Linked DNA regions of Homo sapiens: region 1 is linked to region 2. Evidence: chromatin loops called from intact Hi-C (ENCODE). Cell type or tissue: heart left ventricle. All regions are shown on one strand. Each heading gives the region's core, and the rest is flanking DNA. Links, peaks and the distances in the headings are about the cores only.

Region 1 (5,212 bases), core at 1-5,000, 72 kb after region 2:
TGGTTTCAACAGAAGCCTAAACCCCACCATTGTACAATATTCCCATGAAACATACCTGGACATGTACCCTGTGAACCTACAATAAATACAATTTTTAAAATAATTTGTGTGTGTGTGTGTGTGTGTGTGTGTGCGTGTGTGTGTGTGTTTGAAGCAGAGTCTCACTCTGTCACCCAGGCTGGAGCACAGTGGTATCATCTTGGCTCACTGCAAACTCTGCCTGCTGGGTTCAAATGATTCTCCTGTCTCAGCCTCCTGAGTAGCTGGGATTACAGGCGTCAGCCACCACACCCAGATAATTTTTGTAATTTTAGTAGAGACAGGGTTTCACCATGTTAGCCAGGCTGGTCTCAAACTCCTGACCTCAGGTGATCTGCCCATCTCGGCCTCCCAAAGTGCTGGGATTATAGGCGTGAGCCACTGCGCCTGGCTGAAAGAATTTGATATTTGATTTTCCTACCGTGCAATATAAGTCATCACATGGAAAAATGGATTTCATTTATTTTATAGTTTTTAAATGAGAAATGGCATGTGTTATGTTTGTTGATGACATATCATAGTTTAATTAGCAGTCATTTTTCTTAGTGGCACATATAATGTTGCATTTTATACTTAGTGGCATTTTAGCTTCTAGAAACACACTTTTTTTTTTTTTTTTTTTGAGACGGAGTCTCACTTTGTTGCCCAGGCTGGAATGCAGTGGTATGATCTCAGCTCACTGTAACCTCCAACTCCCAGGTTCAAGTGATTCTCCTGCCTCAGTCTCCTGAGTAGCTGGGACTACAGGCACACGCCACCACGCCTGGCTAATTTTTGTATTTTTTGGTAGAGACGGGGTTTCACCATATTGGCCAGGCTTGTCTCGAACTCCTGACCTCAAGTGATCTACCCACCTCAGCCTCCCAAAGTGCTGGGATTACAGGTGTGAGCCACTGCACCTGGCCAGGAAAACAATTCTTAACTCTGAGTCTCTGGCTCTTCCTCCATGAAATGAGGGTAATGAAGGGACCTGGGGAATAGGGTCATTGCAAAGATTAAGTAAGATAATGTGTGTAAGATATTTAGCAGCTTCTCAAGGCTGTCTGCCTTTCTTGGTCCATGGCCAAGAGGCTGGCTTCTTTCTTCAAAGCCAGCACTTGTATCACTCAAATCTCTGCTTCTGTTGTCATACCTTCTTAAACTCCGATTCTCCTTTCCCCTTTGTGATCACACTGGGCTCACCTGGAAAATTCAAGGGACTCTCACCATCTTAAAATCATTAATCACCTCTGCAGAGGCCCACAGGAGGGAACATATTCACATGTTCTGGATTCTATGTTGTCACATTTGCAATGGACTGAATGTGTTCCCTCTAAAATTCCTATGTTAAGACTCTAATCTCACTGTGATGGTATTTGTGTGTGGGGCTTTGGGGAGGTAATTAGTTCATGAAGGCAGAGCCCTTGAGGATTAGTGCCCTTATAAGAACAGGCCAGAGAGCCAGCCAGCTCTTTCCTCTGTGTGAGGATACAAGTTAGCAGCCTGCAACCCAGAAGAGGGCTCTCACCTTAACTCAACCCTGCTGGCACCCTGATCTTGTATTTCCAATCTCCAGAACCGTGAAAAATAAATATTTGATAGTTTATGGTATTTTATTATGGCTGCCTGGGCTGACAACATCTTTGGGGGGGCTGTTATTCAGCCTACCATGTCGGGAAAGGGGCAATTTGTAGCTTTACCCTGATTTCTATATTCTCTCCACGTAGTGGGAAGAACCCAATATATTAAAGAGACTGTTATAATCAATGTAAGGTAGGTAGGAGCAAATACAGACCCAGTTGGAATTCAAGGCTGAAGATGCCAAAGCAGCTACAAATATGAAAAAATAATCAGGAAGGGTGGCTTCATATTAAGGTCCACTTTTTCTTCCTACATAGAAGGAATTTTCCCAATTTGGAAATAACTCTCCCCAGTTCTCTCTTGTCTTTATATAAGGAGTCTGGAGGTTACCAAAAGTGCTTTCAGAGCAGTGGTTTGCAGCCTTGGCTGTACATTGGAATTAAGGCAGGAGAAAAGGGAATTAGGGTAACCAAAGATTAAGGCATAAGCAAAAGAACAGCAGGTGCAGGCAGTTCTAGCCAAGATTGGGCAGCATACAAGCCACATCCTCCTTCCTGTGATAACAAGACAGAAGTTTCCACTTCAGACTCTGATTGGCCTCAGGTCAATTTTTCATAGACTGCCACCAGTTGGAGGCCTCTAGAGGGCACCTAGGGGTATTGCCAAGTTCTTTTGGCTTTATAAATACCCTGGGGAGCATTGCAATAGGGAGGCTCTTGAGCCACTTGCTCAAGTCTGCTCCCACTCTGTTAATCGTACTTTTGCATCTTCAATAAATTTATGCCTTTATTACTCTACTCTTTTATTTTGTCTTTTGTTGCTTCTTTTGTTGCTTTGTTTGTGCATTTTGTTCAATTCTTTGTTCAATACGCCAAGAACCTGGAAAACTCACAGTCAAGACGTTCTATCTAGTGATGGAATCACCTGGAGGAGCTTTTCAAAGATACCAATACCCCTAAATAAAATCAAGATATCTGGAGTTGGGGCCCAGGCATGAATATTTTAAACTGTCCCTGGGTGATTCTGATGTGTTACTAGGGTTGAGAATCAGCTATAAAGGAAGTAACAGGATTCCTCTTCCGGAGGCCCACAAAATTTTCTCTCTCTCTCTCTTGCAAATACTTCACTTTGTTCTGAGTATTTCTGGGAATCAATGGTTTTGAAGGTTTAAACATTTAGAAGGTTTACCCTTGGGGAGCCCTCAGGACTATCTTGTACTTTCTCTTCTTCCGCAGTCGTGTCAATACCTAATCCACTGGAGACCAAAGTTTATTGATTCTTTTAAACTCTTTCTTGCATACCAGATATAAGTGGATAATAAATAAAGTTTCTTGAACAACTAGTAATCAAGTAAGCTGCTGTAAGACTTTCTCTGCTGGGATAATGAACTCCAAATAATCGAAGGATCAATTTACCTCTAGCCTCTCCCCCAGGCAATTAAGATATTTAAAGCCTGAGGGCACATTTTAATTTCCGTCTTTTACCTTTCCTCAGTTAGAAGGCCCTTCCTCCTCCATCTCCATGAGTTGAAATCATATCTCTTGGTCAATTCCTGTATCAAATGACACCTCTCCCATTAGCTCCTTTTTGTTCATCTTTTTCCTTTGAGCCTTTTTGTATTATCTTGATGACACTTCCCTCATGCTTCTTTGCATTTGTTAGTACTTTCCTTTTTCCTTGTGAATAGAATATAAACTCTTTTGAAGTAGGATTATATAATAAAATATACAATCCTCTCATGCCTATTTTTCCTAGCAAAGTAATGCAGGTGAAGGGACATAAAAATTCCTAATGGACATTTTCTCTTTTAAGATTGATCACTGGTGATCTTCCCAGTAGGATAAAACCTTGGGGAGAAGATGAGTTTTCCATTACATGAGAAGTCACTGGAAGACTATATTTCAGGCCCATTGTTGACTTATAAATTCTCTAGATTAGAAATACTCAGACCATGCCTGGAGAGACAGGTGAATCTTTCAGCATCCAAACCTTAGATTCATCTCTTATTTCCAGACTACAGTACTGACTGTGGACTGTGTAGGGTGTAAACTGTCAGGGGGTTTTGTTTAAAGTTGACTGTAAATGTAGTTCCAGGTTTAGCTGACCTGGAAGGTAGGAAATCTCCTAACCACCTACATTTTCAGCAGAGAAATTCTAGCAAAGGCAAGGATTCATATCCAGGAAATCTATTTCCTTGCCCATCAGACTCTCTTAGACTTTCCCCATCCACCACACGGCCCTAGCCCTCGCCCTCGCCCCATCTTTCCACCCCTGAACTCCTAAGAACTGCTGAAAGACACTGCTATAGCTCTCTCCACTCTTCTGTGTCTGCTCAGTGGGGCTGATAAATTCAGGATCTGAAAATCCTTAAGTTAGATTCAGACTTCACCAATCTACTGAAAAACCCTCCAAAAGAAAAATAAATCCCAACCTCCAAGCAGGGGATCACCCTATTTACACTACTGGAAAATCATCCCTCTGCTGGCTAAGGATAGATGACCCCACACTGGGGCAGATTTGCCAGCTGAGAGCCATGGGATAGCAGCCTGGAAAGGAAGGCTTTTACAGCCCAAGAAAATGGAGAAGGACCTGCCTGTTCATGGGCCCTGCCACAGAGCTGGAAGCTCTTGAGTTTGGAGACCACAGACCCTTCAGGATTCAAACTCATTGAACCCCAAGAGGGGATATCTTCATCTGTTTGGCCTGCTATATAACAAAGTATCATAGACTGGGCAGCTTATAAACAACAGAAATTAATTTCTCATAGTTCTGGAGGTTGGAAAGTCCAAGACCAAGGTACCAGAAGATTTGATTTCTGATTTTCCTGCTTTCTGGTTCATGGATGACCATTTTCTTGCTTTGTACTCACATGGCAGAAGGAGCAAGGGAGCTCCCTGAGGTCCCTTTTGTAATGGCACTAATCCTTCTGCCCCCATCACCCAATTACCTCCCAAAGGCCCCACCTCCAGATACCATCACATTGGGGATTTTAATCTCAGCATGTGAATTTTGGGGAGACACAAACATTCAGTTTATTCAGGGGGCAACTGATGGTCTTTTAAGCTGACACTCACACACAAAGGGTGATGACCTTAGTGTAAAGACAAGGATTTCAAAGGAGCTGATGAAAACCTAACCAGTAAATATGTATGTTGTGTGGGATAAAGATCAACCATGAACATTTCAAATGGGCCTTACAAGAGAGCAACCTGCAGGGAATAATGTCACCCCTGGAGTGGGTTGGGATTCCCCAAGTCCAGTTATTTTATACTAAAAATTATTGCCTGAGAAGGTCATGGTTATGTGTGAGAAATAAAGCCTTACATGCCTACCCCGACAGCCAACTCAGACAAGGCTGCTCTTGGTGGAGTCATCTTTCAAAGGATTACTTTAGCTTCCTGGTTAGCCCTGAATTCAATGCCCTCACTCTTCTTCAGTTGACGGCTGGGCGCAGTGGCTCATGCCTGTAATCCCAGCACTTTTGGAGGCTGAGGCGGGCAGATCACTTGAGGTGAGGAGTTAGAGACCAGCCTGGCCAACATGTTGAAATGCCGTCTCCACTAAAAAAAAAAAAAAGCTAGCTGTGGTAGTGGCACATCCATGTAATCCCACC
Region 2 (5,492 bases), core at 191-5,190:
TCACAAGTTCAAAATGACCAAAAAGCTTTGAAGCTCCTCTTCCCTAGATAGATATTTTTTATCTCAAAAATTGCACTTGATGTTTGCTCTAACCTGTAAGAGACTGTCTATCATATTAGGAGCTATTCCCTAGAAAAAGCATTGCCCACATGCTGTTAGAGGAGCTCTGAAAAAGAACACATAACCTGCACAATGGCATATAAAACCCTGAGATTCTGGCCACAACAGCCTAGAAAATGTAATGAATACCAGAGCAGTGCTTCTTTTACACAGTCTTTTTTGGTCCTATTGAATCCACAAAATTATTTTCATGTAACATTTTAAATCACATTAAGTATGTAAGTCAAATGAGCTCTTTAGCACCTTTTACATAAGAAATGATGCTATACCAGTAACAGTAACAACCCATAAGTAAAAGATACCTACGGAATAAAGTCAATTTGTGCTTATTTGGGAAATTTAAAAACTGTAAAAAAAGAAAACTTTGAACCAAGTTTCTTCAAATTAGACTGAATTCCTTCCTGTTCTGTTAAAACACAAAAGTTTTTGTCATAAAATAATAGCACTTATCGAGATGATTACTAAAAACAAACAAACAAAAACCTCTAACTACAGACATAAGTGAAGACACAGCGTACTTTTGCACTTCTGCTTAGAGAATCCCTAGAATGACTCCAGCAGCATGAATGGCAGAATTTAGGTCAAGAGGCCAATTACCCAGTGTTACCATCAAAGGCAGGGACAAGTTACCACTTCTCTCTGCCTGTTCCTGTTTTCCTTTGAGAGTCACTGTTACGCAACCACAGAAGTAACTTTAGAGGATGCCAAAAAAAAAAAAAAAGAAAGAAATAAAAGACATTCACAAAGTCCTGGAAGCAACTATACCTCTGAACCACTAGGTCAAAACCATCCTAATCATCTCCACACCCCGCTGTTCCACTCCCCGTTTTCTTGCTACAAAGTGAAGTAATAGGCCTAGGAATTTTGGTCCATTGTTAATCAGTCAGTTTCTAAGTAGCACAGGCAGACTGATAGTTCCCCAATCAGCCAAGAATAGATTCAAAGCATCTTAAACAGAGACTAACCTGGAGGTGACTGGTGCTGGGGCTCAGCTGTGGTCTTCCCTGGCCCCAAGCTCTTTTCCAAAGTTTCCCCAGGCACCAACCGAGGTTGGCCTGCTCTGAGGAAGGCCGGGCTGGCTCCTTTGGTCTCCGTGACCTTTGCAGAGGATGGTGGCTCCAAGGTGTCAGCAGAGACGCACCCAGAGAAGACACGGCTCTTTCTACAAGGAGAGTCATTAAGAGCAGCTTCCCTCTCACCAGGCAATGCAGGGAGCCGGAGGATCCTGTGATGCTGCTGAGGGCTGGGGAGCCTTGGAGACAGAGGCGAGGGAACAGGTGACGTCTGTTTGTGTGTGCTGGACTGCGAGGCTGAATTATTAAACACCTTGCCAAGAGCTGCCGGTGCTGGTGGGGATGGCTTCTTCTTATCACCTCTGGGTTGTGAGGAGTCAGGACCTACTTTGTGGGGCAGATCCAGAAACAAGGACTTGTGGCCACCAAGGGGCAACCCGGCTCTCCTCTTGTTTCTCGTTTCTGGGCGAGTGTGAGGGACACTCGTGTGGACAGGGAAGCCCAGTCTTTTCCCCTCAGGGGCTTCATCTAACTTCTCACTCTCTATCACCTTCAGGGGGACCTTGTTCACGGCCCCCTCGGCACTGGCCGACACACTAGAAATGGAGGCTGTTTCCCCGGCTGGCGACTGCGATGACCTATCCCCTTGCCGCTCCTTGCCCTGCCGCCTGGAGCCATGAGCCCCAGCCTCAGCTCCCGGGAGGGTGAGCAAGTCGGCTTTGGGTACAAACTCAGCGTGGGCTGCTGGGCGAATGGCAATCGTCTCCTTACCCTTAGAATGCGTTTTAACTACTCTTTGTACCTGGGAGGACAGGTCCTGAACTTTGGCCACCACTTTGGAGACAGGTTTCTGCTTGCAAGTCCGCTTAGCCGGCTTCTCCATCTCATCCTTTTCTGCCTCTGGATGCTTCTCAGGGTCCTGGTGACTTTCAGACAAACCTGTTTGCTGATGCTCCAGCCCGCTCGGCGGCCTCCGAATGCCATCCCCTCCTGCCTCTGTGGAGCTGCAGTCAGGGGGCAGCACTTCTCTTCCAAGCCCAGTGTCCTTGAAAGCCGTCTCAAAGCTCCCAAAGCCAAGGTCTGTGTCTGGCGTCTTGGGAATATCTGGGGGGCAGCTCTCTCTCCTCTGCAGGGAGCAGGCAAGTGCCCCATTCGGGAGCAGATTTCCTTTCTCCTCTAGTACCCAAAGGTTAGGCCTTGTTCTAGAAAGAGGAAGGGAGTGGCTGGAACAGATCTTGTCCTTGCCCATCAGAGGAGCTGATTCTCGGCCTCCACGCCCTTTTCTTTTGGTCCTCTTCTGTGGAAGGGCCCCAAAGCTCTCTCTCCTTCCACTAGACCTCCGAGGCTTTTTGTTCCCGTGGGTGCTCCTCTTATTGAGAGGGCCCACGGGGAGCTCTCCCTGCCAGTCACCAGCACTCTGGAAACAGTCATCCTCGGGGGCCAGGCTCACGGACAGCTCTTGCAGCTTCCCCTCCTGGTTCCCCATCGTGATCCCCAGGATGTGGTCTGAGCTCAGGAGATTGGTTAGCAGTCTCTCCCTCTCTGTTGTGAGTTTGTACAGCTCAGTTAGAATGTCTTTCGTGGGAGTCTGCTTGAAAAATATGTCGCCTGGATGTTCGTCCGGCTCCTGGCTGAGGCTGATGATGTCTGACTCCTCCCTGACTTGGTAGCAGTTATGAAAACCTTTATTGGATCTGTCTAGAGTTACAGTGCCCTTGTATGAAAATCCTCTGACTTCCCCCTTTGGAAGACAGAAGCTGATGTAGCAGAGTTCCGTAATGGGCTTATGCAATTGGAGGGTACAATGAGTGCCTTCCATTATGCCTACCTAATTATTCATGCCTTGGAGATGCCGGTTTGTGGTCAGGCTTCCCAGGCTCCAGTGGTGAGGCATGTGATGGTGGCTATGCAGAGAAAGCAGCTGACAGTCATCTCCAGCAATGAGACTGCCTGTTAGAGGAACAGGGGAAGAAAGCAGCTTGTCTAACAGAGTGCATAAATCACACACCAACATAAAATCAAAGCATAACCATGACTTATCCTTCCTCTGTGGCTGACCTCAACAACTCAAGGAATCAGACAACAGCCAGATTTCAATCTCTTCCTCACTCCCACCCTACTCCTGATCAGTAGAACTTTTGTATAACTGAGAGATGGGAAAGTCCTCTCATTTCACCCCCAGGACAAAAGTTCCCTTTCCCTACATGGGGACTCACTGTGCAGCCTGGATCAGGTCTCTCAACTTCTCTAGACCTTGGTTTATGTTCTTCTGTAAAATAGAGCTATCATAACTCCCAGAAGTCCTTATCTAGGGGGCTTTGAGATCCTTAGAAAACACAGCCATTTTCATAACTCATATTTGGAATATTACTTTGCAAAGGTAGATCGATCAAGCCTTTTTACCCTCTAAAAACCACCTTCAAGATCTGAGCTCAAATTATCGATTCAACTTAAAACACAATGTGAGGAAAGATCTTAGGCCCCAAATTTGGTGTCAACAGTAAAAATTTCAATGTAAAAGTTTAAAATTTAAATAACTCAAGTCTTAATCAAGTTTTGCTGTTTTCTTTTTTATTTATTTTTTGTTGTTGTATTGCCTTCTTTTTTCCTTCCTGTTGTCTATTCGAAGCCAAATGGAATGACAGAGGAACAGCAAAAAATCTATAAGGAACGGCTGGCCCTGTACAGATTTTTCAATGATGTCACCACAGAAACGGCTGAAATGTCACATAATTAGTGAAGGTGGCTGCTTCCTTGTGTGATATGAGGGACCTCAGAAATGTCTCTGTGGCTACCATCCCCACACACAAACTCTATATTTCTAGTTTCTTAAGCTATTGCCCAGTCTTCAAGCCTTCCTTGCTTAAAACAAGCACCGCCCACACCCTGGGAATGATAACACAATAACTATTCATTAGCCCTTGATATCTTTAGTGAATTATTTTCCTCAGGTTTTTTCTAACTGCTTCTAAATAGCAAAAAAGCTACATAAAAGTATATTTTGAGTGAAGGAAGAGAGAAAGGAGGAAGAGTCTGGTAAAAGTAACTCCTTGAGGAAGAGAGTGATAAAATGACAGTTATGAAAATTGCAGATATCTGGTCAAACCAGAATGCCAGGAGACCAGGAGAGGCCTTGCCTCTTTCACAATTGTATATGGGGCTGTTCTCACTCAAGTAGTTTTTTTTTTTTTTTTTTTTTTTTTTAGATGGGTTCTTGCTCTGTCGCTTAGGCTGGAGTACAGTGGTGCAAACATGGCTCACTGCCGTCTCAACATCCTAGGCTCAAGTGATCCTCCTGCCTCAGCCTCCCGAATAGGTGGGACTACAGGCACGTGCCACCACCACCCAGCTAGTTTTTTTGTATTTTTTTTTTTTGTAGAAACAGCCTTTTGCCATGTTTCCCAGGGTGGTCTGGAAATCTTGGACTCAAGCGATCCTCCCACTTCAGCTTCTCAGAGTGCTGGGATTATAGGTGTGAGCCACTGCTCCCGGCCGTATTTTTAAAACTTTTCTAAAATGCTTATTGCTAGCATTTTCTAAAGATGCACATGTGTAGGGATACTTAATAATTATTGGTAAAAACTCGCTGCATGTGTCCAAGAACTCACTTAGGAGGTAGTCTCTTATTGTGTAATTTATAATAATCAGTAATAAAAGCAATTGCAAAGCTGTCAATATCCGCTGAGCACTAAGCATTAGGAGTTCAATTAATGAATTCTCAGACAAACTGAAGGGAAGCAGCAGATGAGCTATGCTGAGTTTTGGAAAAATAGAATGCTCTCCTCTCTCTTCAAGCATCATTTTCCTCTAGCTGTTCTCATCTCCTCAATTCCCATGGATTAGGAGTAGTGTGTGATGTTGGGGGAGGAGTGTTAAAAATTTTCAGAATTGGCTGGGTATGGTGGCTCACGCCTGTAATCCCAGCACTTTGGGAGGCCGAGGTGGGCAGATCACCAGGTCAGGAGATCGACACCAGCCTGGCCAACATGGTAAACCCCGTCTCTACTAAAAATACAAAAATTAGCTGTGTGTGGTGGTGCATGCCTATAATCCTAGCTACTCAGGAGGCCGAGGCACGAGAATCCCTTGAACCCAGGAGGCCAAGGTTGCAGTGAGCTGACATCGCGCCACTGCACTCCAGCCTGGTGACAGAGTGAGACTCCATCTCAAAAAAAAAAAAAAAAAATTCAGAATCTGTTCAAAGTCACAGTTTATGCTGTAATTTCAAATAGGAATATGACTGCGTATTCTATTCCCTAAGAGAGGGAATTTGTATATACTGAGCACATATACACTTATATTTTCATTTTGTTATCTCATGGAATCAGTACATCTCCATTTTACAGATGAGGAAACTGA

The links. A loop is a pair of places that touch in the nucleus more often than their neighbours do. Peaks named below come from ENCODE experiments on the same cell type or tissue, not always from the same donor. Only the 100,000 strongest peaks of a DNase experiment are listed, where the experiment ranks them.
Region 1: it touches region 2 in a loop (4-fold over the local background); 5 of 110 quality-filtered maps call a loop at or near these places.

The regions. Positions count from the first base shown.
Region 1 is chr15:33,224,558-33,229,769 of GRCh38, forward strand. No RefSeq gene overlaps it. Among named protein-coding and RNA genes, the nearest start is that of FMN1, 32 kb to the left of the region's middle. RefSeq lists an enhancer at 2,171-2,220. In heart left ventricle, for the core only: a CTCF peak has its summit at 2,246 (motif pointing right); no DNase peak of the experiment used is centred there.
Region 2 is chr15:33,151,963-33,157,454 of GRCh38, forward strand. FMN1 (formin 1) reads right to left here. Exons shown (of 21, transcript NM_001277313.2): 4 at 1,086-3,083. The coding sequence starts at 2,952. Among named protein-coding and RNA genes, the nearest start is that of FMN1, 40 kb to the right of the region's middle. In heart left ventricle, for the core only: no CTCF peak of the experiment used is centred there; DNase peaks (open chromatin) are centred at 1,779 and 3,009; H3K27ac peaks cover 348 bases.